Regions from separate parts of the Homo sapiens genome. Here region 2 is linked to region 1. Evidence: chromatin loops called from intact Hi-C (ENCODE). Cell type or tissue: mammary epithelial cell. All regions are shown on one strand. Links, peaks and the distances in the headings refer to the core of each region. The heading gives the core; the rest is flanking DNA.

Region 1 (10,515 bases), core at 190-8,189:
AGTGCAGTGACATTATCTCGGCTCACGGCAACCTCTGCCTCCCAGGCTGAAGCAATCCTCCCACCTCTGTCTCCCTAGTAGCTGGGACCACAGGTGCACACCCCCACACCCGGCTAATTTTTTGTATTTTTGGTAGAGACAGGGTTTCACCATGTTGCCCAGGCTGGTCTCCTGAGCTCATGCAATCTGCCCACTTGACCTCCCAAAGTGCTGGGATTACAGGTGTGAGCCACTGTGCCCAGCCTATTATTATTATTATTTATTGTTTTTTTGGTCTTGAGGGAGGGTAGGGTGGTGGGAGCCCAGTTGGGGAGGGAGTGAGGAGTGGTCAATAAAGTATTTTAAATTGAGGCATATGCATTGTTTTGTAAACATAATGTTATTGCACACCTGACTGCACTGTGGTATAAACATAACTTTTATATGCAGTGGAAAACCGAAAAATCCCTCCGACTGGCTTTATTGCGACATTTGTGTTATTGCGGTGTCTAGAACTGAACCGTGGTAACCCAGGCCCGCCTGTGCTAACTTCCAGCACTACCGAGGTTGACGCAGCTAGATGGTTTTCTCCCCGGCTGGTTGCTGCTTCTCACCCACAGAGGCGGTGGAGCCCTTGGAACTGGGCAGAACACAGGGCTGCCTTGTCACCACTGCCTGGCTGAACCTGAAATTGGGCCGTTTGACAGAAAGACTTGAAAGGGCCACCAGTAAATTCTTTTTTCTTTTCATTGATTTTCCTCTTCTTACTTTCCTCCTCCTGAAGTTGGGGTCATGTCCCAAGAAGACCCACAAGGCCTGGCCTGTGGGTGCACATGTGGGGAGGGTCAGGTCTGTCGGCTGAGGAGGGCATTGGTAGGGGACTTTGAGCAGTGCTGCTCCGGAGACACGAATGATGGGATGGGAGGCTCTCCCATATCTGCCGAGAGCACAGCACCCCATGACTCCTGGGAGCTTGTCATAGATGCTGCAGATGAGTCCTTCCTCAGACGGGATATTTGCTAATGCCTCTGCCAGCCTGGGCTTGTCTTCTCAGGGCCTTTCAAAATGCACACACCCTTCATTCTCATGATGTCCAGTGGATCAGGTTTTCCTTTATGTGTCATGCTTTTAGTGTTTAAGAATCATTTCTCTAACCCAAGTCACACTGACATCCTCCTTTTCATTCTTAACGCACATTTTACAGTTGTAGGCCTTACATTTTGGCTTATAATAAGTTCTGAGGCCAGGCACAGTGCTCACACCTGTAATCCTGGCACTTTGAGAGGCCAAGGCGGGTGGATCACCAGAGGTCAGGAGTTTGACACAAGCCTGGCCAACATGGTGAAACCCCGTCTCTACTAAAAATACAAAAAGTAGCCAGGTGTGGTGGCGGGCACCTGTAATCCCAGCTACTCCAGAGGCTGAGGCAGGAGAATCACTTGAACCTGGGAGACAGAGGTTGCAGTGAGTCAAGATTGTGCCACTGCCCTCCAACCTGGGCGAGAGAGTGAGACTCCATCTCAAAAAAATTAATAGTAAATTTTGAATGGATTTATATATGTACTGTCATGTATAGATTGAAGCTTCCATTCATATGTGTAGCCCCGTCATTCTAGTACCATTTGTTGCTAAGATTCTCCTTTCTCTGCTGAATTTGCTTACACTTATTTCAAAATCAGTTGAGCATGTATGTGAGGGTCTACTCTCGATCCTCTATTCTGTTCCACTGATCTATTTGTCTATCCTGTTACCAATGCCACACTGTCTGGATTTCTGAACCTTTATAACACATCTTGGGCCAGGTGCAAAGGTTCACGCCTGTAATCCTAGCACTTTGGGAGGCCGAGGTGGGTGGATCACTTGAGGCCAGGAGTTCAAGACCAGCCTGGCCAACATGGCGAAACCCGTCTCTACCAAAAATACAAAAACTAGCCAGGCATGGTGGTACACGCCTGTAATCCCAGCTACTCGGGAGGCTGAGGTACAAGAATCACTTGAGCCCCAGAGGCGGAGGCTGCAGTGAGCTGAGATCGTACCACTGCACTCCAGCCTGAGTGACAGAGCGAGCCTCCATCTCAAAAAAAAAAAAACCCAAATCTTGAAGCCAGGCATAGAATGCCCTCTCACTTGACCATTGTTTTCCAGAGCTGTTTTGATGATTGTAGGCCCACAGCATTGCCACACACTGAAACACAGGCCCATGAGCACACATATATGTATAATACAAATATAAGTGCACACCATGACGCAGTGAAATTTATCACAGGAATGCAAGGCTGGTTCAACATGAAATATGAGCCAATGGAATTCACCATATAAGCAGATTAAAAGACAAAAAGACGGCCGGACGTGGTGGCTCACATCTGTGATCCCAGCACTTTGGGAGGCTGAAGCAGGAGGATTCTGAGCAACATAGTGAGACCTGGTCTCTAAATAAATAAAATAAGACAAAAATACATCATCATTTCAGTAGACTTAGAAAAGGCATTTGACAGAATCCAGCAGGCTTATAAAGCTTTTTAATTATTTTTTTCTCCCTCTCCCTCTCCCTCTCCCTTCGGTCTCCCTCTGTTGCCGAGGCTGGACTGTACTGCTGTGGTCTCGGCTTGCTGCAGCCTCCCTGCCCCGGGCTCCCATGGTTCTCCTGCCTCGGCCTGCCAAGTGCCTGGGATTGCAGGCATGCACCGCCACGCCTGACTGGTTTTTGTATTTTTGGAGGAGACGGGGTTTTGCCCTGTTGACCGGGCTGGTCTCCGGCTCCTGACCTCCAATGGTCTGCCCGCCTCGGCCTCCCGGGGTGCTGGGATTGCAGACGGAGTCTTGCTCACTCAATGCTCAGTGTTGCCAAGGCTGGAGCGCAGTGGCGTGATCTCAGCTCGCCACAACCTCTACCTTCCAGCTGCCTGCCTTGGCCTCCCAAAGTGCTAAGATTACAGCCTCTGCCCGGCCGCCACCCCGTCTGGGAGGTGAGGAGCATCTCTGCCCGGCCGCCCATCGTCTGGGAGGTGAGGAGCGCCTCTGCCCGGCCGCCCGGTCTGGGAAGTGGGCGCCTCTGCCCAGCTGCCCCGTCTGGGAGGTGGGGGGCGCCTCTGCCTGGCTGCCCCGTCTGGGAGTTGAGGGGTGCCTCTGCCCGACCGCCCCACCTGGGAAGTGAGGGGCACCTCTGCCCAGCCACCGCCTTATCTGGAAGGTGGGGAGCGCCTCTGCCCGACTGCCCCGTCTGGGAAGTGGGCGCCTCTGCCCGGCCGTCCCATCTGGGGGGTGAGGAGCACCTCTGCCCGGCCACCCCGTCTGGGAGGTGAGGAGTGCCTCTGCCAGGCCGCCCCGTCTGGGAAGTGTACCCAACAGCTCCAAAGAGACAGCGACCATCGAGAACGGGCCATGATGACAGTGGCAGTTTTGTCAAAAAGAAAAGGGGGAAATGTGGGGAAAAGAAAGAGAGGTCAGATTGTTACTGTGTCTGTGTAGAAAGAAGTAGACATAGGAGACTCCGTTTTGTTCTGTACTAAGAAAAATTCTTCTGTCTTGGGATGCTGTTAATCTATAACCTTACCCCCAACCCCGTGCTCTCTGAAACGTGCTGTGTCAACTCAGGGTTAAATGGATTAAGGGCGGTGCCAGATGTGCTTTGTTAAACAGATGCTTGGAGGCAGCATGCTCGTTAAGAGTCATCACCATTCCCTAATCTCAACTACCCAGGGACACAAACACTGCGGAAGGCCGCAGGGACCTCTGCCTAGGAAAACCAGAGACCTTTGTTCACGTGTTTATCTGCTGACCTTCTCTCCACTATTATCCTATGACCCTGCCACATCCCCCTCTCTGAGAAACACCCAAGAATGATCAATAAATAAAAAATAATAATAATAAAATTTTTTTTTTTTTGAGATGGAGTCTCGCTCTGTCGCCTAGGCTGGAGTGCAGTGGCCCATCTCAGCTCACTGCAAGCTCCGCCTCCCGGGTTCACGCCATTCTCCTGCCTCAGCCTTAGGAGTAGCTGGGACTACAGGTGCCCGCCACCACGCCCAGCTAATTTTTTGTATTTCTGGTAGAGACGGGGTTTCATGGTGTTAGCCAGGATGGTCTCGATCTCCTGACCTCGTGATCCACCCGCCTCGGCCTCGCAAAGTGCTTGGGATTACAGGCGTGAGCCACCGCGCCAGGTCAGCTTTTTAAATTTTTTTTGTATTGTTGGTAGAGATGGGGTTTCATTTGGCCAGGCTGGTCTCCAACTCCTGACTTCGTGATCCGGCCGCCTCCGCCTCCCAAAGTGCTGGGATTACAGACGTGAGTCACCCTGCCCGGCCGCCTGTTCACTTTATTACTTGGAGACCGTATTCCATTCCCATAACCCAGGGGAGGAGGCACGCACGAGCCGACACCAGCAGGTGGGGCAGGAAACGCAGCCAGCGCGGAACCGGACGCCCAGGAGCCGGCCCCGGGCTGCCCACGACGGGGCCGCCGGAGAGGACTCGCGGCGCCCCCTCCTGGATGTGGCCGGCGGCGCGCGAGGAAGGAGCCGCCCCGAACGCGCGAGCGAGGCCGGGACTCGGGCGCCCTCTGCCGGCCGCTCTGAGGGACCGGGGCGGGGGGGCGTGTCTCCCGGTCACGTGACCTGGAAACCCCGCCCCCAAACCGAGGGGAACTTGCGGCCCCAAGACGCGGCGCGCTTACGAGGGCGCGCGAGGCGCCGCACGGGGGAGGCTTCTCCGAAAGCCGCGAGGGCAGCTCCCGTGTGTCCGCTGTGCAAACCGGTCCTTCCGCCAAAAACCTGCTGTCTGGCTTTTCTCAGGTAAGAACTACCCAAAAGCTAGACGACATTTTCAGAACATACAAGTACAAATAAGAAGAGGGAAAATCACCCGCAGTTCACCCCTGAGCCGCGCGCATTCCTTAGATCTCCGTGTTTCTTCCTAAAGGAACGTGGCCTGATACACAGGTGAGCTTTATTAGAACGCGGGCTGATACACAGGTGAGCTTTATTAGAACGCGGGCTGATACACAGGTGAGCTTTATTAGAACGCGGGCTGATACACAGGTGAGCTTTATTAGAACGCGGGCTGATACACAGGTGAGCTTTATTAGAACGCGGGCTGATACACAGGTGAGCTTTATTAGAACGCGGCCTGATACACAGGTGAGCTTTATTAGAACGCGGCCTGATACACAGGTGAGCTTTATTAGAACGCGGCCTGATACACAGGTGAGCTTTATTAGAACGCGGCCTGATACACAGGTGAGCTTTATTAGAACGCGGCCTGATACACAGGTGAGCTTTATTAGAACGCGGCCTGATACACAGGTGAGCTTTATTAGAACGCGGCCTGATACACAGGTGAGCTTTATTAGAACGCGGCCTGATACACAGGTGAGCTTTATTAGAACGCGGCCTGATACACAGGTGAGCTTTATTAGAACGCGGCCTGATACACAGGTGAGCTTTATTAGAACGCGGCCTGATACACAGGTGAGCTTTATTAGAACGCGGCCTGATACACAGGTGAGCTTTATTAGAACGCGGCCTGATACACAGGTGAGCTTTATTAGAACGCGGCCTGATACACAGGTGAGCTTTATTAGAACGCGGCCTGATACACAGGTGAGCTTTATTAGAACGCGGCCTGATACACAGGTGAGCTTTATTAGAACGCGGCCTGATACACAGGTGAGCTTTATTAGAACGCGGCCTGATACACAGGTGAGCTTTATTAGAACGCGGCCTGATACACAGGTGAGCTTTATTAGAACGCGGCCTGATACACAGGTGAGCTTTATTAGAACGCGGCCTGATACACAGGTGAGCTTTATTAGAACGCGGCCTGATACACAGGTGAGCTTTATTAGAACGCGGCCTGATACACAGGTGAGCTTTATTAGAACGCGGCCTGATACACAGGTGAGCTTTATTAGAACGCGGCCTGATACACAGGTGAGCTTTATTAGAACGCGGCCTGATACACAGGTGAGCTTTATTAGAACGCGGCCTGATACACAGGTGAGCTTTATTACTGATTTTTTTTTTTTATGGGGAATCTCGCTCTGTCGCCCAGGCTGGAGTGCAATGGTGCGATCTCGGCTCTCTGCAACCTCCGCCTCCCGGGTTCCAGTGATTCTCCTGCCTCAGCCTCCCGAGTAGCTGGGATTACGTGCGCCACCACGTCCGGCTCATTTTTTTGTATTTTCAGTAGGGACGGGGTTTCATCATGTTGGCCAGGCTGGTCTCAAACTCCTGGCCTCAAATGATCCGCCCACCTCAGCCTCCCAAAGTCCTGGCGTTACAGGCATGAGCCACCGCGCCCGGCCTAGTATTGAATATTTCAAACATACAAACAGGTTTTTTAAAAATAATGAGCCCCATGCCTGACCTCTCCCCTTAAACACATGCTCAGAGCCCCCCGAGTCGCCCTCTCCCCTCCATCCAGGGTCTCCTGGAGGCCTCTGCCGCCTGAGTTCTGTCTCCGTCCTTTCTGTTCCCTGAGGCCGTGCTCACCCCTACGCCTTCCCAGATGGCGAGGGCCTTTCCTGCGCCTCTGAACAATTTGGAAACGCTGCACAATGCGCACCCACCCGCCAGCTGCTGGTTCCATTCAACAGAATTGGGGTGGGAATTGTCCATATTGAGACCGCGTCGGTTATTCATCTCAGCTGCTGTTGACTACTCCGCTGCCTGAACACCGGCATTTACTCACCGATGCTCTCGTCTTGTCTGACTTTATGCAAACACTGCCACCGCCAGCGTACTCCGGACCTCTGTGTGCCCAGACACGGGGCAGACGCCCTGCCAGGCCCAATCGCCCCCCAGCGGTGGCTCTCAGAATTTACGCTCCCGCCCCAGGGCACAGGCTCCCTCCCCGCTCCAGACCTTCACTAGCCACTGGTTCGACTGCCTCAGGCCTCCCTGTCCCCACCCTAGTCATGAGAATATGAAATGGTAACTCACCATGGGTCTAGCTGGCATTTCACCAAGTACTAGTCAGGCATACTTCCGCTTGGTTCTGCCTGTTCCTACCCTTTGCTTTGTGCGTTTTGAGACAGGCATCTGGAGTGCAGTGCCATGATCACAGGTCACTGCAGTCTGAACCACCTGGGCTCAAGCAACCCTCCTGCCTCAGCCTCCCGAGAAGCTGCGACTACAAGCACACACCACTGTGCCCAGCTAATTTTTGTATTTTTGGCAGGGACGGGATTTTGCCATGTTTTCCAGGCTGGCCTTGAACTCCTAGCTCAAGCAACTGGCCCACCTCAACCTCTCAAAGTGCTAGGATTATAGGTGTGAGCCCCTGCACCCAGCCAAGAGATATTTTCAAAAACAATTACAGCCCGGTGAGGTGGCTCACGCCTGTAATCCCAGCACTTTGGGAGACCGAGGCGGGCAGATCACGAGGTCAGGAGATCGAGACCATCCTGGCTAACACGATGAAACCCCGTCTCTACTAAAAAATACAAAAAATTAGCTGGACGTGGTGGCGAGCGCCTGTAGTCCCAGCTACTCGGAAGGCTGAGGCAGGAGAATGGCGTGAACCTGGGAGGCAGAGGTTGCAGTGAGCCGAGATCACGCCACTGCACTCCAGCCTGGATGACAGAGCAAGACTCCGTCTCAAAAAAAAAACGATTAAAATCAGCTGCCCAAAACAGCTCTCATAACCCAAATGAAGGCAGAAAAGGGAAGATAAGATACAGGAAACAAATAGCATGAATGGAAAAATAAAAAAATCTAAATCCAAATATATCAATAATTACATTAAATGCAAATGGTCCAAGCATATTAATCAATTCTTTTTTTGAAAGAGTGTCTTGCTCTGTCATGCAGGCTGGAGTGCAGTGGTACGATCACGGCTCACTGCAGTCTCAACCGCCTGGGTTCAAGTGATTCTCACTTTATCCTCCAGAGTAGCTGAGACTACAGGCACGCACCACAATGGCTGGCTGATTTCTGGTTTTTTTGTTTTGTTTTGTTTTGTTTTGTTTGAGACAGAGTCTCACTCTGTCGCCCAGGCTGGAGTGCAGTGGCGCGATCTCAGCTCACTGCAAGCTCTGCCTCCCGGGTTCAGGCCATTCTCCTGCCTCAGCCTCCCAAGTAGTTGGGACTACAGGCGGCCGCCACCACGCCTGGCTAATTTTTTGTATTTTTTAGTTGAGACGGGGTTTCACTGTGTTAGCCAGGATACTCTCGATCTCCTGACCTCGTGATTCGCCCACCTCGGCCTCCCAAAGTGCTGGGATTACAGGCGTGAGCCACCGCACCTGGCCATTTCTGTACTTTTTGTAGAGATGGAGTTTCACCATGTTGCCCAGGCTGGTCTCAACTCCTGAGCTCAAGCAATCCGCCCACCTTGGCCTCCCAAAGTGCTGGGATTACAGGAGTGGGCCACCTCACCTGCCCTTTTTTTGTTTTGTTCTGGTAAATAAATTCTGACATTCTCTGTATACATTTTCTTTTCTTTTGAGACAGAGTTTCACTCGTTCCAAAGCGCAAAGGTTGGAGTGCAGTGGCGCAATCTCGGCTCACTGCAACCGTCACTTCTTGGGTTCAAGCGATTCTCCTGCATCAGCCTCCCAAGTAGCTGGAATTACAGGCATGTGCTTCCACGCCCGGCTAATTTTTGTATTTTTAGTAGAGACGAGGTTTCACCATGTTGGCCAAGCTGGTCTCTGTATATATTTTCTATGTACAGAGATAATCTATTACTGTTGTAAAACAACAATATATAGTTTTTTGTTTTGTTTTGTTGAGACTGAGCCTCGCTATATCACCCAGGCTGGAGTGCAATGGCGCCATCTCTGCTCACTGCAGCCTCCACCTCCCAGGTTCAAGCGATTCTCCCTCCCCAGCCTCCTGAGTGGCTGGGATTACAGGCACGCACCACCATGCCTGGCTAATTTTTGTATTTTTAGTAGAGGCAGAGTTTCACCACGTTGGTCATGCTGGTCTCGAACTCCCGAACTCAGGTGATTCGCTCGCTTTGGTCTCAAAGGCGGGATTACAGCATGAGCCACCTCGCCCAGCAATATATAGTTTTAAAAAGCAATCTGGGGGCCGGGCGTGGTGGCTCATGCCTGTAATCCCAGCACTTTGGGAGGCTGAGGCAGGCAGATCATGAAGTCAGGAGTTTGAGACCAGCCTGACCAACATGGTGAAACCCCATGTCTACTACAAATACAAAAATTAGCCACGTGTGGTGGTGGGCACCCATAATCCCAGCTACTCAGGAGGCTGATGCAGGAGAATCGCTTGAACCCTGGAGGTGGAGGTTGCAATGACCCAAGATTGCGCCACTGCACTCCAGCCTGGGCAACAGAGACTCCATCTAAAAAAAAAAAAGCCGGGGTTGGGGGGCCGGGCGCGGTGGCTCACGCCTATAATTCCAGCACTTTGGGAGGCCCAGGCAGGTGGATCATGAGATCAGGAGTTCAAGACCAGCCTGGCCAATATGGTGAAATCCTGTCCGTAAAAATACAAAAATTAGCCGGGTGTGGTGGCGCACGCCTGTAGTCCCAGCTACTCAGGAGGCTAAGGCAGAAGAAACACTTGAACCTGGGAGGCAGAGGTTGCAGTGAGCCGAGATTGTGCCACTGCACTCCAGCCTGCGTGACAGAGCAAGATCCTGTCTCAAAAAAGAATAATAAACAAAATAAAAAGAAAACTACAAGATCTGAAGAAAAAAATTTAAAGACCTAAATAAATGGAGAGACATACCACATTCTTACATGCAGACATACTATCATACAGGTATCGGTTCTCGGTAATTGATCTATGGATTCATTGCAATTCCAATCAAAATCCCAGCAGGACTTTCTGTAGATTTAGACAAACTGATTCTAAATGCACCACACGTGGAAAAATGAAAGAAGACTCACATAACCCAACGTTACACTGACTGTGGAGTGACAGCGTGAGGCCAGCTTGGTGTTGGAGAAGGGGCAGACACACACCGAGGGAAGACGATGGAGATCCCAGAAACGGACGCACACAAATATGGCTCATGGATTATTGACCAAGGTACACAAGCAATTCAGTAGAGAAAGGAAGATCTGGCCGGGCGCGGTGGCTCACACCTGTAATCCCAGCACTTTGGGAGGCTGAGGCGGGTGGTTCACCTGAGGTCGGGAGTTCAAGATCAGCCTGACCAACATCGAGAAACCCCGTCTCTACTAAAAATACAAAATTAGTCAGGCATGGTCGCAGGTGCCTGTAATCACAGCTACTCGGGAGGCTGAGGCAGGAGAATCGCTTGAACCCGGGAGGCGGAGGTTGTAGTAAGCCGAGATTGCACCATTGCACTCCAGCCTGGGCAAAAAGAGTGAAACTCTGTCTCAAAAAAATAAATTAATTAATTAAAATAAAATAAAAAAGAGAAAGGAAAATCTTTTCAACAAGCAGTGTGGGAACAACTGGGCATTCTTATGCAGAAAAATGAATCTTGACCTAAACGTCATAACTTAGACCTATGATCCATTTTGAGACAATCTTGTATAAGTATAAAATATAAAAACTGGTGGGGCATAGTGGCTCATGCCTGTAATCCCAGCACTTTG
Region 2 (15,900 bases), core at 4,693-12,692, 120 kb before region 1:
CCAAGTATTTGAGCTCTCCTGGAAGGATATCATGTTACTTCTGAATCAAACCCTGACTGCTGAAAAGCAGGCCACCCCGCAAGCGGCAGAGAATTTGGGGGATGAGCTGTATATCTTATATAGGGCCAGGGAAGAAGAGAAGCTTTATCCAATTGGATGAATAGCAGTACCATTGGAGGACCCTAAATGGGACCCCAGTGATAAAATGGGAGAATGGAGGATGAAACACTTTCAGATGTGATACTGGAGGGCTTGTGAGGGAATGGGACTGGGCTTCTCATTGCACTTGGCTGGAGGGCTTATGAGAGAAAGGGGCTGGGCCTCTTGATTGCACCAGGCTGTCCATGGTAGAGCAGGGATTGGCCCCACTGCCTTCCTGGGGGATGGCAGGGGCCTTGGTGAAGTGTGCCTCTCTGTCTCCTGACTCAGTCAATGAACGGCTGGTCCTAGGGGATGAGGAGATGAGTTCATTGCACAGGCGGCCCCTGATGTCAGAAGGAGGATGCGGGAATGGGCTGTGGGACCAGATGGTACTTTGGGGGCATCCTGGGAGGGGCCACCTCAGTTTTTTCCAGTGGGAACCGGGAGGAAGTCCAGAAAAGAGAGAGGAGATATAGGAAGAAGGCAAAGGCTCTTAACAGCTGCCCTGTGGGCTCATGGACCCCAGGATCCCTAGATACACCTGTGACTGCTGCAAATGTGTTGGGCTAGGGCCCCACAGGAGGGTTTCCAGACAGTGCAGGGAGGAGGGTCCTTCATGAGGGTTTCCACACAGTGCAGGGAGGAGGGTCCTTCAGGAGGGTTTCCACACAGTGCAGGGAGGAGGGTCCTTCAGGAGGGTTTCCACACAGTGCAGGGAGGAGGGTCCTTCAGGAGGCTTTCCAGACAGTCCTGGGAGGAGGGTCCTTCAGGAGGGGCTTTCCAGACAGTGCAGGGAGGAGGGTCCTTCAGGAGGGGCTTTCCAGACAGTGCAGGGAGGCCACCTTGACCCTGTCCAGTTTGCCTTGGGGACTGTAGGGTCCAGCCCTACGGGGCTTAGTGGGTGTTCTCCCCATGTGCGGAGACCAGAGATTGTAATAAATAAAGGCACAAGACAAAGAGATAAAGAGAAAGCAGCTGGGCCTGGGGGACCACTACCATCAAGACGCGGAGACCAGTAGTGCCCTGAACGGCTGGGCGCGCTGATATTTATTGCATACAAGACAAGGGGGCAGGATAAGGAGGGTGAATCTTCTAAGTGATAAGGTGAAGCAAGTCACCTTACGGTGACCCTTCCCTCTTAGGTAGCCGAAGTAGAGAGGAAAGGCAGCATACATCAGTGTTGTCTTCTATGCAGTTATAAGAACGATCAAAGACTTTAAGACTTTCACTATTTCTTCTACCGCTATCTACTACGAACTTCAAAGAGGAACCAGGAGTACGGGAGGAGCATGAAAGTGGACAAGGAGTGTGATCATTCAAGCACCACAGGGAGGGGGTTAGGCCTCCGGATGACTGCGGGCCAGGCCTGGAGAATATCCAGCCTCCCACAAGAAGCTGGTGGAGCAGAGTGTTCCCCGACCTCTCCAAGGAAAGGAGACTCCCTTTCGCGGTCGGCTAAGGAACGGGTGCCTTCCCAGGCACTCGCGTTACCGCTTGACCAAGGAGCCCTCAAGCGGCCCTTATGTTGGCGTGACAGAGGGCTCACCTCTTGCCTTCTAGGTCACTTCTCACAACGTCCCTTCAGCACCTGACCCTATACCCACCGCTTATTCCTAGGTTATATAGTAATGGAACAAAGAGTAATATTAAAAGCTAATGACTAATAATGTTTATAATAATGATTGATAATTGTCCATGAGCATCTCTATATCTAATTTGTATTATGACTATTCTTATTCTATTTTCTTTATTATACTGAAACAGTTTGTGCCTTCAGTCTCTTGCCTGGGCACCTGGGTCATCCTCCGCCCACAGGGGACCGCTGGAGGACAGACCATCCCTGGAGACGTGGGTTGCCGGACCTCGGGCCAGTCTCCCAAATGGTACAGCAGGACTGATGGGTCCCCAGCCTCCTCTCCCCAGCTACAGTCGTCCAGACCACCATTGCCATCCAGGAACCCCAGGGATTGTAGGGGTCAAGGGAAGGAGGATGGACCTCGTCCTGGACTCCAGAGTTCTCCTCTCCAATCTGGGCCCCCCTCCCCATCTCTTGGCACAACTGTGAGTGGCATCTCAGGCCTCCTTCCTCCACCATGTCAGGAATCAACACAGTCTTGTGAATACAGGGACCTCTCCATGGAGGGGTTAGCTTTTTTCCTTTCAGAAGGCACCTTCTTAGGCCAGGCCCCCGATTCCCAGGACTTCCCTCCTCCGCCTTGTTTGAGGAGGACCTGGCCCCACAGCGCCACCTGTTTATAACAGGAAAGCAACAGGAGCGGCCGCCACCTGTTAGCAGCTGCAATTTGGTGAGGAACACTTGGGGCTAACTGAATGGGTCCACACACCGTCCTGAGGCCAGACCCCAGGAGAACCCCCGGGAGATGCCCCGCCTGCCTCAGACAGACGCCCCCTTCCCCAGAGGAGCGCCGGGGTCCTGAGGCCAGACCCCAGGAGAACCCCCGGGAGATGCCCCGCCTGCCTCAGACAGACGCCCCCTTCCCCAGAGGAGCGCCGGGGTCCTGAGGCCAGACCCCAGGAGAACCCCCGGGAGATGCCCCGCCTGCCTCAGACAGACGCCCCCTTCCCCAGAGGAGCGCCGGGGTCCTGAGGCCAGACCCCAGGAGAACCCCCGGGAGATGCCCCGCCTGCCTCAGACAGACGCCCCCTTCCCCAGAGGAGCGCCGGGGTCCTGAGGCCAGACCCCAGGAGAACCCCCGGGAGATGCCCCGCCTGCCTCAGACAGACGCCCCCTTCCCCAGAGGAGCGCCGGGGTCCTGAGGCCAGACCCCAGGAGAACCCCCGGGAGATGCCCCGCCTGCCTCAGACAGACGCCCCCTTCCCCAGAGGAGCGCCGGGGGCATAGCAAGAGCCCGGGACTCGTCTGATGAACGAACAAGTAGTGGACGGACAGATGGACAGACTGACCAACAGGCCGGCAGTGGACGGGGTGTGTGCAGATGAAAGGTGTCCCCCCCAAGAGCCTACAGGGGCCATACCCCTCAGCTACTTTCCATGCCAAGGACCAAGGCCAGAGACCTCAGAGCTGCCCCAGCCACAGGCGCGGGGCAGGGGCCACACTCCACAAGGTGAGGGGTGGTGCCCATGGGCAGCCGGGCAGGCTCCGTGGAGGGGCTGGACTTGGCTGGAGCCCAAGTCAGAAGGTTTGCAAGCGTGGGCGCCAACAGGAAGCGCCAGGACGCTTGCCTCTGGGTGAGCTGTGCCCCCACGCCGGGTCCATCAACCACCAAGGGGCTCCCCTAATGCACTCCGAACCCCGCCCCTGCAGGCGGTGGGACCTGAGGCAGCCTCCCAAGCCTCTCTGTGCACCGGCTCACTCCTGAATTCGGCTTTGACTATATTTTGCTTCCAACGTCCTCACACCTTTCTCCCCAGATCCTCCCCCTTCTGCTCCTTAAGACGACCACCCCAACCCCCTCCACCCACGCAGGCTCTGCCCTGGAGGTTTGTCTTCTGTGCCCTCCCACAACTCCGGGCACGCACCTGGCAGCTCTGCCCACGACCTGGGCCCAGCCGACCTTCTCTGTGAGCGCCTCCCGTGCCCCCCACGCTGAGCCCACCATGCCCCGAAGCCCTCCTGCGCCCTCTCCCACCGCCTCTTGGGAGGTGACTGACAGGCCACACCCCACCCAGGACCCATCTAAGAGCAGCGCTCACTCACCCTTCGAGGCCCTCAGGTTCCAGGCTCTCAACCTGATTGTGCACCCAAGCGGCCCGAGGCTCCGTGCAGATTCCGGGCCCCACAGACAACCGCTTCCTCCAGGAAGCCTACCGTCAAGCCCCCCTCCAGGGCTCCTGTGTCAGGAGCTGGCTCCAGGGAGAGTGCGACCCTCAGGGCTGGTCACAGGGATCAGATGAGACTCCGCCGAGCCTGGAGCTGGAAGCTGCAGCGGTGGCCTAGCAGGCATCGCCATCCGTCTGGCCCGGCCGCAGTGAGGGAAGGTGCACCCCAGATTCCTGGCTTTGCCAAAACTGTGCCTGGCGGGCACCACGCATCCTCAGGGAGGCGCCGCAGCTCTGGGGGGGGGCACCCACAGCCCTCTCTGCCAAGGGGAGGAGGGAAGGTGGGCAGAGTCGGCCCTGGGGGCCCTGCAGGCCGCGGGGTACCGGCGTTCCCATCATAGCTCCAGCCGCACGGAAGCCCCTTCACTGAGTCCTCTTGTGAGCCCTTCGGCCTGACTGGGCTGCAGAGGCCCTCCAGGCTGGCTTCCCCCTCATGCCGCCCAGCCTGGCCCCTGCAGGGCCCCAGGTGGGCCTGGGGTGGACCTGGGTGCAGGGCGGGACCCAGCCCATGCCAGGCACATACCTCCAGGCCCGCTCTGCGCCGCACAAACTTGTCTCCCAGGATTTTTCCACACGAAACCTGTCTCCCAGGGAATCAGCCAGTCCGATGAGCTGGGCGTTCCCACCCCGCCCTCCGAGGCCCCCACAGTCCTGTCCCCGCCGCAGAGGCTGCCCCGCACGCGCCGGGCCAGGGATGGAGTCCTGGACACCTCGGCCGTCAGCAGTGGCCTCTGGGATGAGCTGGGAGGCTGGCGGGATCCGGACCACGAGCCGGGTAGGTCTCCCACCCCTTCCCCACCACCCCGACCCCACCTGGTGGCCCCAGCCCGGGCCTCACCCATCCTTTCAGTGGACCTTCCCCTCCCCCTTTAACCCCCCACGCTGACCTCCGACTCCTACTCTCCAGCTTCCTCCCCTCAGAACTGACCTCACCCTTAATGCTGCCTCCTAACCCTGACCCGGCCCTCACGCCAGACCCCTGCCCCAGCCCCATTAAGGCAAAAATCTTCCAGGGACGGAGCTAGGGGGCAAGGGTCTGCCCTGGAGGAGAGCCCAGAGCCAGGGTCCAGGGTCCAGGGAGAAGCAGAGGCTGTCCGATGAGCTCGTGAGAGAAGCCCAGAGGTTGTCATAGATGTTCAGCTCCCACCCCCAGCCCTCCTAGGCTTATCCCCACCCCCATCTACCAGGGGCTTGTCCCAGAGGCTAGAGGGCCTCAGAGCCCATTTGCTGGCTGTGGTGCTAGAAGGAGACCTTCTGGGCACAAGCCCTGCTTGGTCCAGGGCCCCCCCACCAGGGGCCCCCCACTACCCCACCCCCACCAGGGGCCCCCCACCCTCGCTCCCTCTCCATCCAGGCCTCTGCTCTTCCAGACCCCTGGTTCTTCCCTGCACACCCGCTCCTGCCCCAGCCTGACATGCGCTGACAGGAGTGCAGGCCCTCTGAGTCAACCCCCTGGGGCGGCCCCGCCCCCCTGCACCCTGACTCATGTGCTGGGAACGGCCTCCCACCCCAGGGCCTGGGGTGCAGGAGCAGTGGTGCCAGGGTCCCAGAAGCCAGAGAGGGTTTTGGAGGCCTCTGTAGGGGGTGAGGGGGTCCTGGGGGTGAGTTCCAGGGTCTGCAGGCTTCGGGGGAGGGCCGGTCCATCCACATGCTTCCTGGTGCGGAGGGGGCTCGCTGGATTCCAAGGACCAGGGCCAGGGCCTCCATGGAGTCCCGTTGGACCCTAAAGCTCTGTCCCTCCAGCCTTTGTCCTGATCCCTGGCACTGACCCCTGACTCCCGACAGTGTCTCCTGCCAACCCTTCCTAGGCCTCATCCCCACCTCACCAGGAAGGCTGGGCTACCATGGAGGCTGGCTGATTCTTGGAGCTACCTAGGGCCCTAGACCCCCAGGGACTGGGGCACCCTCCCCTTCATGCTGGGGGTGGCAGGACATAGGCCCCCCGCAGGCCCCCTGCCCTTCCCTGACACTCAGGACACAGAGGGCCCCTCTGTCCCAGCCCCACGACAAAGGGCCCGGTCTGGCCTTTACAGGCTGAGAACAAGAAGGACCCAGGTCCCCGTGGCCCTGTTGTGGGATGGGAGAAAAGGAGGCGGGAGGCCAGGCTGGGACCTGGGGCCATGCAGGGCCTGTTCTTCCGCCCAAATTCCACCTTAAGCAGGCGGCGGCCCCTCCCTCCCACCTGGCCAGGTGTCCCCGCCCCCAGCTGCGCTCAGGGCTGGGCAGGCGTCTGTCTTCAGGCGGCTCTGGGTGAGGCTGGCTGGGCGGGGACTTCAGGGAGAGGGCCTCGAGGGACAGGACGTGAAGATAGTTGGGTTTGGAGGCGGCCGCCAGGCCCAGGCCCGGTGGACCTGCCGCCATGCAGGACGGTAACTTCCTGCTGTCGGCCCTGCAGCCTGAGGCCGGCGTGTGCTCCCTGGCGCTGCCCTCTGACCTGCAGCTGGACCGCCGGGGCGCCGAGGGGCCGGAGGCCGAGCGGCTGCGGGCAGCCCGCGTCCAGGAGCAGGTCCGCGCCCGCCTCTTGCAGCTGGGACAGCAGCCGCGGCACAACGGGGCCGCTGAGCCCGAGCCTGAGGCCGAGACTGCCAGAGGTAGGCGGTGGGGACAGCGGCGGGGATGGCGGTGGCGGGGAGAGGTGGCTGCGGGCGGACGTGATAGTGTGAGGGCAGAGGCCGCAGTGAGGCCGGCTCCTGACTCACCAGGCCTCACACTGAGTCACACACCCCGCCCCAGGGGCGTGGGGAGAAGCCATGGGTGGGGCTGCCCTGTCCAAGCAGGGACCCCGGGGTCCTCCAAAGACTGAGCCTGGCCAGGCCCCACCTGTGCCTGGAGTCCTGGAGCCATCCCTGTGGGGGATGACAGGGAAGGTTGGCACATGGCAGGCGGGCCAGGCCACTCGGTCGGCAAACCCGGAACACGCACGCGCCTGGCCCCGGTAGCACAGACTCACATAGGGTCTCAGGGACACCCAGACACCCACGCTCCTCCCATACCTCACGGGAATGAGCAGAACGGGAAAGCGGGGAGAGGTGTGGGGGTGCTGGAAGTCCTGGAGGAAAGCCAGGCCTGTCTGGACCAGGGGCTCCCTGAGGAATTAGAGGGGAGGGCCCGGCTGGAGTGACCTAGATTTCTCTGTGGGAACAGCAGGTGGAGGAGCACCCCTCGGTGCCAGCCAGACCCACCTGTGGCGGAATCCTGGCCCCACTCACGCGAGTGTGTGTGCATGCGTGTGAGTGTGAGTGACAGGAGCACAGACGCTGTGAGTTGAAGGCAGTGGTTCTAGGAACGCCATTTCCTCCTTCCCAGGCTACAGCAACAGGGATTAAGGTTAGACAGTAAGATGGACCTCCCAGAATGCCAGGGACCCAGATGCCAGTTCATCATGGTCCACTTGGTGTTTAGAGGGGCCTTCCCCAGGACTGGCCTCCAGCCACTGGCCAGGGGGAAGTGAAGGTCGCCCAGCGGAGGGGCCGGCCCGGCGGCCTGGACTGTGGGGTCCTCCCTCCAGGGGCCTCAGCCTTGCTGGTGACCAAGTCGGGTGCCCAGGGGTCATGGGGTGGAGGACGGTGAGGGAAGGGTTAATTACCACCCTGGCTGCCCTGCCAATTAGAGGGAGGTGGATTATAATTGGGGGGTGGGGGTGAGGTCCCCAGGCTGGGGCGTGCCCCCACTCCGGGCTGGGCCTCACGAGCGTCAGAGGGTTAATAGCCCCGGCCCAGAAGCCCCATTAACCAGGGTGAACCTGGGGCCTCTGCCATGGGGGTGTCCCCCACAGAGCATCCAGCTCTGGGCAGAGTTGTGGGAGGGCCACGGCCCCTTTCCCTGCACCCCACCCTGAGCCCCTCAGCCAGGTCGCTCTGGTGGGCCTTCTCATGCCCCCACCATCAGCCCATCCTCTCTGCACCCATCCACGAGTCCATCCCTCTGCCCACTCACCATCCAACCATGGGACCCTGTCGTCGACGGCTGTCCCACCCCTCCATCCACCACTCTGTCCATCCTTCCAGCAGTCACAGCAGCCCTCCCATCCTCCTCCTGCCTGTCCCTCCATCCACCCTCCGCCCTCCACCCTCTGCCCACCCACCTGTCTGTCCACTCACTGTGGAGTCGGGCTGACGCAGCTGCCCTTGGCGTGTGTGTGGCTGGACGGGGTGGGTGTGGCCCCTGCCTCAGGCTCTGCCGGGTGGGACAGGGCACTGCAACAGGGCATACTGGTCCAGGGAGACAGTGTCACTCTCCTGTGACCGGGCACAGATGAGGTTTGGGCACAGGAGGGGCTCAAAAGGAGTCAGTGTGGGCCGGGGCAGGCCAGGCTGGCTTCCTGGAGGAGGCTGGGCACTGTACCATGGCAAGGATTGGAGAACTGATGTCAGAGGCCCTGGCACATTCCTCCTGGCGACCAGGAGGTCAGTGGGTGAGCGTATCTGCCCTCTCGGGTAGAGGAGGCACAGCTGGGGGGTGGGCTGTGGAAGATGGACCACCAGGGCTGACATGTGAGGAGACCAAGCCATGGCAGGAATGGGGAGGCACTGGCCCTGGTGCCCCCCTGGCCTCCCTGCCCTGGATTGGAGGCTGCTCCTAGGGTTGCCAATAGCGATGGAGTGGTGGAGAGGAGGCAGGAGGCCAGTGCTTTGCTGTGTGGCAGAGCTGGGCTACCACCGTCCCTCTCCACAGGCACATCCAGGGGGCAGTACCACACCCTGCAGGCTGGCTTCAGCTCTCGCTCTCAGGGCCTGAGTGGGGACAAGACCTCGGTGAGCGATGGGCCCAGCCCGAGGGGGACGATCTGAGCTCTGCAGTCTGGAGAGTGGGAGGCTCTGCAGCGGGCCCGGACACAGGTGAGCCCAGGCACGCCCTCACCGCCCCCTCTCGACCCACAGGGCTTCCGGCCCATCGCCAAGCCGGCCTACAGCCCAGCCTCCTGGTCCTCCCGCTCCGCCGTGGATCTGAGCTGCAGTCGGAGGCTGAGTTCAGCCCACAACGGGGGCAGCGCCTTTGGGGCCGCTGGGTACGGGGGTGCCCAGCCCACCCCTCCCATGCCCACCAGGCCCGTGTCCTTCCATGAGCGCGGTGGGGTTGGGAGCCGGGCCGACTATGACACACTCTCCCTGCGCTCGCTGCGGCTGGGGCCCGGGGGCCTGGACGACCGCTACAGCCTGGTGTCTGAGCAGCTGGAGCCCGCGGCCACCTCCACCTACAGGGCCTTTGCGTACGAGCGCCAGGCCAGCTCCAGCTCCAGCCGGGCAGGGGGGCTGGACTGGCCCGAGGCCACTGAGGTTTCCCCGAGCCGGACCATCCGTGCCCCTGCCGTGCGGACCCTGCAGCGATTCCAGAGCAGCCACCGGAGCCGCGGGGTAGGCGGGGCAGTGCCGGGGGCCGTCCTGGAGCCAGTGGCTCGAGCGCCATCTGTGCGCAGCCTCAGCCTCAGCCTGGCTGACTCGGGCCACCTGCCGGACGTGCATGGGTTCAACAGCTACGGTAGCCACCGAACCCTGCAGAGACTCAGCAGCGGGTGAGCGGCTGGGCCCGGCTCAGGGAGGGGGCTTCTACCACGGGCCCAGCCTGAACCCAAAGTTAGCCTGACCCCTGACCCCTGGCTCCGCAGTTTTGATGACATTGACCTGCCCTCAGCAGTCAAGTACCTCATGGCTTCAGACCCCAACCTGCAGGTGCTGGGAGCGGCCTACATCCAGCACAAGTGCTACAGCGATGCAGCCGCCAAGAAGCAGGTGACCACCCCGACCACCCACTCGCTGCCCCCTGGTGACCTCCTTCGTGGGCCCCACCACCTCCCACTGTCCTCTGCTCACTGAGCACCCCTCATGATCCCCAAGCTGACTGGGTAGACCCCACTCTGTCTGGAGCCCCCTCAGCAGAGGAAGAGCAGAAGGATACAATTTGGATACACCAGTATCACCTGCATCACCTCCGTACCCCCACATATACCTCATCACCTCCGTACACCCGCACACACCTGCGTCACCTCCGTACCCCCACATATACCTCATCACCTCCATACCCCCGCACACACCTCCGTCACCTCCGTACCCCCGCACACACCTGCATCACCTCCATACCCCCACACACACCTGCGTCACCTCCGTACCCCCGCACACACCTGCGTCACCTCCGTACCCCCGCACACACCTCCGTCACCTCCGTACCCCCGCACACACCTGTGTCACCTCCCTACCCCCACATATACCTCATCACCTCCGTACACCCGCACATACCTGCGTCACCTCCCTACCCCCACATATACCTCATCACCTCCGTACCCCCGCACACACCTGCGTCACCTCCCTACCCCCACATATACCTCATCACCTCCGTACACCCGCACACACCTGCGTCACCTCCCTACCCCCGCACACACCTGCGTCACCTCCGTACCCCTGCACACACCTCCGTCACCTCCGTACCCCCGCACACACCTGCGTCACCTCCCTACCCCCGCACACACCTGCGTCACCTCCGTACCCCCGCACACACCTGCGTCACCTCCCTACCCCCGCACACACCTGCGTCACCTCCGTACCCCCGCACACACCTCTGTCACCTCCCTACCCCCGCACACACCTGCATCACCTCCGTACCCCCGCACACACCTGCGTCACCTCCGTACCCCCGCACACACCTGCGTCACCTCCCTACCCCCGCACACACCTGCGTCACCTCCCTACCCCCGCACACACCTGCGTCACCTCCCTACCCCCGCACACACCTGCGTCACCTCCCTACCCCCGCACACACCTGCGTCACCTCCGTACCCCCGCACACACCTGCGTCACCTCCCTACCCCCGCACACACCTGCGTCACCTCCGTACCCCCGCACACACCTCCGTCACCTCCGTACCCCCGCACACACCTGCGTCACCTCCGTACCCCCGCACACACCTCCGTCACCTCCCTACCGCCGCACACACCTCCGTCACCTCCCTATACGGCTGCATCCCCTGCATATCTACATCTACGCACCTGGACACAGCTGCACACAGGTGCATAGTCTGCATCCATCCACATGCGTCTGTGCACCCCCATATGCCTGTGCCCGCAGGCCCGCAGCCTTCAGGCCGTGCCTAGGCTGGTGAAGCTCTTCAACCACGCCAACCAGGAAGTGCAGCGCCATGCCACAGGTGCCATGCGCAACCTCATCTACGACAACGCTGACAACAAGCTGGCCCTGGTGGAGGAGAACGGGATCTTCGAGCTGCTGCGGACACTGCGGGAGCAGGATGATGAGCTTCGCAAAAATGTCACAGGTGCTGCCTGTCCCCTCCTCCACCTGTCCTTCCTCCACCTGCGCCCCTCTGCCTATCCCCCCTGCCTTCCTCCCCACCTGCCCCCCTCCACCTGCCCACCATCTGCCCCCCTTCTCCACCTGCCCCCTCTGCCACCTGCCCCCCTACTCCTCCTCCCCCCCTCTGCCTTACCCCCCCACCTGCCCGCCATCTGCCCCACTCCTCCACCTGCCCCCTCCTCCACCTGCCCCCTCTGCCTGTCCCCTACTCCTCCTGTCCTCCCTCTGTGTCCCCCCCACCTGGCCCCCCTCCTCCACCTGCCCCCTCTGCCTATCCCCCACCTGTCCCCCCCTCCACCTGTCCCCCTTTTCTGCCTGTCCCCCTCCTCCTGTCCCTCCTCTGCCTGTCCTCTCTCCTCCGTTCTGACCCCTCCACCTCATTCGGTTCCCCTCCGTCCCTTTGTACCTTTTGCCGGCCGTGTTTCTACTTGGGCCTCCACTGCCCGCCTCTTTCCTGGACCCCCGGCCACCCTGTCCTGTGGTTTTGTCTCCTTGGAGCCGCCTGCACTGCCAGGCCTGCTCACCACCCCACCCCCACATCTTGTCCCCTCTTGCTTGGTCCCAGCTCTATCACCTCAAATGCCACCCCAGGGTCTCCCCAGTGGGGCTCGTGGGTGAGGCACAGAACACCAGGCCAGCCCCTGGGGAGAGGCGGGACCTCTTCACACCATCCCCAGAAACGCGGAGGGGGTTGGAGGGCAGACGCTGATAGCAGCCTCCCCCGTCCTCCAGGGATCCTGTGGAACCTTTCATCCAGCGACCACCTGAAGGACCGCCTGGCCAGAGACACGCTGGAGCAGCTCACAGACCTGGTGTTGAGCCCCCTGTCGGGGGCTGGGGGTCCCCCCCTCATCCAGCAGAACGCCTCGGAGGCAGAGATCTTCTACAACGCCACCGGCTTCCTCAGGTGCGCCAGCCTCGGGCAGCGGGGTGGGGATTGCAGGCGCGGGTCACTGTGGGGACTCCGCCTGGCCTGGCGTTCGCAGCCCACACACCGCACGCCTCGCGCTGGGGATGGGCGTGCGAGGGCCCACGATGGGTTGGGGCAAGGCCCGGGATGCGGGGTCCCTGGGGGGCTCTGATCCACCTCGGTCCCCAGGAACCTCAGCTCAGCCTCTCAGGCCACTCGCCAGAAGATGCGGGAGTGCCACGGGCTGGTGGACGCCCTGGTCACCTCTATCAACCACGCCCTGGACGCGGGCAAATGCGAGGACAAGGTGAGGGGCGCGGTGTGGAGGAGGGGCCGTGCCCCCGGGCCGCCGCTCTGACCCGCGCCCCTGCCCCGCGCCCCCGCCCGCAGAGCGTGGAGAACGCGGTGTGCGTCCTGCGGAACCTGTCCTACCGCCTCTACGACGAGATGCCGCCGTCCGCGCTGCAGCGGCTGGAGGGTCGCGGCCGCAGGGACCTGGCGGGGGCGCCGCCGGGAGAGGTCGTGGGCTGCTTCACGCCGCAGAGCCGGCGGCTGCGCGAGGTGGGCACCAGCCTGAGCGGGGCGTGGGGTGGGTGCTGCGACCCCGGCCCCGCTGACCCCGGCCCCGCTCACCCCCGCCCCGCTCACCCCCGCCCCGCTCACCCCGCCCCGCTCACCCCGGACCCCGCTCACCCCCGCCCCGCTCACCCCCGACCCCGCTCACACCCGCCCCGCTCACCCCCGCCCCGCTCACCCCCGCCCCGCTCACCCCGGACCCCGCTCACCCCCGCCCCGCTCACCCCCGGCCCCGCTCACACCCGCCCCGCTCACCCCCGCCCCGCTCACCCCGGACCCCGCTCACCCCGGACCCCGCTCACACCCGCCCCGCTCACACCCGGCCCCGCTCACCCCCGCCCCGCTCACCCCCGGCCCGCTCACACCCGGCCCCGCTCACACCCGGCCCCGCTCACACCCGCCCCGCTCACCCCCGGCCCCGCTCACACCTGCCCCGCTCACACCCGGCCCCGCTCACACCCGGCCCCGCTCACACCCGGCCCGCTCACACCCGCCCCGCTCACCCCCGGCCCCGCTCACACCCGGCCCCGTTCACACCCGCCCCGCTCACACCCGCCCCGCTCACCCCCGGCCCGCTCACACCCGCCCCGCTCACCCCCGGCCCGCTCACACCCGGCCCCGCTCACACCCGGCCCCGCTCACACCCGCCCCGCTCACCCCCGGCCCCGCTCACACCCGCCCCGCTCACACCCGGCCCCGCTCACACCCGGCCCGCTCACACCCGCCCCGCTCACACCCGCCCCGCTCACACCCGCCCCGCTCACCCCCGGCCCCGCTCACCCCCGGCCCCGTTCACACCCGCCCCGCTCACACCCGCCCCGCTCACCCCCGGCCCGCTCACCCCCGGCCCCGCTCACACCCGGCCCCGCTCACACCCGCCCCGCTCACACCCGGCCCCGCTCACACCCGGCCCCGCTCACACCCGGCCCCGCTCACACCCGCCCCGCTCACCCCCGCCCCGCTCACCCCCGGCCCCGCTCACCCCCGGCCCCGCTCACCCCCGACCCCGCTCACCCCCGACCCCGCTCACCCCCGCCCCGCTCACCCCCGCCCCGCTCACCCCCGACCCCCGGCCCCGCTCACCCCCGACCCCCGGCCCCGCTCACCCCCGGCTCCACTGACCCCGGCCCCGCTCACCCCGGACCCCGCTCACCCCCGACCCCCGGCCCCGCTCACCCCCGGCTCCACTGACCCCGGCCCCGCTCACCCCGGACCCCGCTCACCCCCGACCCCCGGCCCCGCTCACCCCCGACCCCCGGCCCCGCTCACCCCCGGCTCCACTGACCCCGGCCCCGCTCACCCCGGACCCCGCTCACCCCCGACCCCCGGCCCCGCTCACCCCCGGCTCCACTGACCCCGGCCCCGCTCACCCCGGACCCCGCTCACCCCCGACCCCCGGCCCCGCTCACCCCCGGCTCCACTGACCCCGGCCCCGCTCACCCCGACCCCGCTCACCCCAGACCCCCGGCCCCGCTCACCCCCGGCTCCACTGACCCCGGCCCCGCTCACCCCGGACCCCGCTCACCCCCGACCCCCGGCCCCGCTCACCCCCGGCTCCACTGACCCCGGCCCCGCTCACCCCGGACCCCGCTCACCCCCGACCCCCGGCCCCGCTCACCCCCGACCCCCGGCCCCGCTCACCCCCGGCTCCACTGACCCCGGCCCCGCTCACCCCGGACCCCGCTCACCCCCGACCCCCGGCCCCGCTCACCCCCGGCTCCACTGACCCCGGCCCCGCTCACCCCGGACCCCGCTCACCCCCGACCCCCGGCCCCGCTCACCCCCGGCTCCACTGACCCCGGCCCCGCTCACCCCGACCCCGCTCACCCCCGACCCCCGGCCCCGCTCACCCCCGGCCCCGCTCACCCCGACCCCGCTCACCCCCGACCCCCGGCCCCGCTCACCCCCGACCCGCTCACCCCGACCCCGCTCACCCCCGACCCCCGGCCCCGCTCACCCCCGACCCGCTCACCCCGACCCCGCTCACCCCCGCCCCGCTCACCCCTGCCCCGCTCACCCCGGGCCCCGCTCACCCCCGGCCCCGCTCACCCCGACCCCGCTCACCCCCGACCCCCGGCCCCGCTCACCCCCGGCCCCGCTCACCCCCGCCCCGCTCACCCCCGCCCCGCTCACCCCGGGACCCGCTCACCCCGACCCCGCTCACCCCGGACCCCGCTCACCCCCGCCCCGCTCACCCCGGACCCCGCTCACCCCCGACCCCCGGCCCCGCTCACCCCCGCCCCGCTCACCCCGGACCCCGCTCACCCCCGCCCCACTCACACCCGACCCGCTCACCCCGACCCGCTCACCCCGACCCGCTCACCCCGACCCCGCCGACTCCTCCCCGCCCTGCGCAGCTGCCCCTCGCCGCCGATGCGCTCACCTTCGCGGAGGTGTCCAAGGACCCCAAGGGCCTCGAGTGGCTGTGGAGCCCCCAGATCGTGGGGCTGTACAACCGGCTGCTGCAGCGCTGCGAGCTCAACCGGCACACGACGGAGGCGGCCGCCGGGGCGCTGCAGAACATCACGGCAGGCGACCGCAGGGTGGGGCACCCAACCCAGACCCGAGGGGGTCCCAGGGGTTCATGCGGTTGAGGGGGGGACAGAGGAGGGAGAGGGAGGGGAGGAGGAAGGGGACGCCCAGGGTCCGCGGAGCCTCGGAGGTCAGCGTCCCGGTGGCGCAGGCCTTGGGCCTTGGGAGGATGGAAGTCCTGCCCTGGGTTTGAAGGGAGGCACCTGATCCGGGCTGCGGCTGATTCCCCCCGGCTGGGGGGCAAAGGCAGAAGCAGAGGCCCCCCTGAGGGTGGCGAGAGGATGCAGCGACCCCATTGTGGCAGGACCCCCTCAGGTGAGGGTCTGAGGCCTCCGGGTCACGGCTCACACCCTCCCTCCCCACAGTGGGCGGGGGTGCTGAGCCGCCTGGCCCTGGAGCAGGAGCGTATTCTGAACCCCCTGCTAGACCGTGTCAGGACCGCCGACCACCACCAGCTGCGCTCACTGACTGGCCTCATCCGAAACCTGTCTCGGAACGCTAGGAACAAGGACGAGATGTGTGAGTCGGGCAGCCCCTCGTCCCTGCCCTGCTGGACCCACATGTCAATTTTGTCTTTAAGTGTGGGCTTCAGACCACTGGGGCCAGTCCAGCTCCCTGGGGGAGGCAGGGGACCCCAGG

Evidence for each region. A loop is a pair of places that touch in the nucleus more often than their neighbours do. Peaks named below come from ENCODE experiments on the same cell type or tissue, not always from the same donor. Only the 100,000 strongest peaks of a DNase experiment are listed, where the experiment ranks them.
Region 2: it touches region 1 in a loop (10-fold over the local background); 40 of 110 quality-filtered maps call a loop at or near these places.

What each region holds. Positions count from the first base shown.
Region 1 is chr11:514,337-524,851 of GRCh38, forward strand. It overlaps a transcript of LRRC56 not described here. Among named protein-coding and RNA genes, the nearest start is that of RNH1, 12 kb to the left of the region's middle. In mammary epithelial cell, for the core only: a CTCF peak has its summit at 4,501 (motif pointing left); DNase peaks (open chromatin) are centred at 1,035 and 4,365; H3K4me3 peaks cover 303 bases; H3K27ac peaks cover 2,094 bases.
Region 2 is chr11:387,992-403,891 of GRCh38, forward strand. PKP3 (plakophilin 3) reads left to right here and starts at 6,218. Exons shown (of 13, transcript NM_007183.4): 1 at 6,218-6,533; 2 at 8,617-8,696; 3 at 8,823-9,454; 4 at 9,548-9,671; 5 at 11,001-11,205; 6 at 11,976-12,150; 7 at 12,343-12,460; 8 at 12,544-12,714; 9 at 15,087-15,272; 10 at 15,627-15,780. The coding sequence starts at 6,302. RefSeq lists enhancers at 5,671-6,433, 8,392-8,921. In mammary epithelial cell, for the core only: a CTCF peak has its summit at 8,626; DNase peaks (open chromatin) are centred at 5,410, 6,130 and 6,650; H3K4me3 peaks cover 3,745 bases; H3K27ac peaks cover 2,481 bases.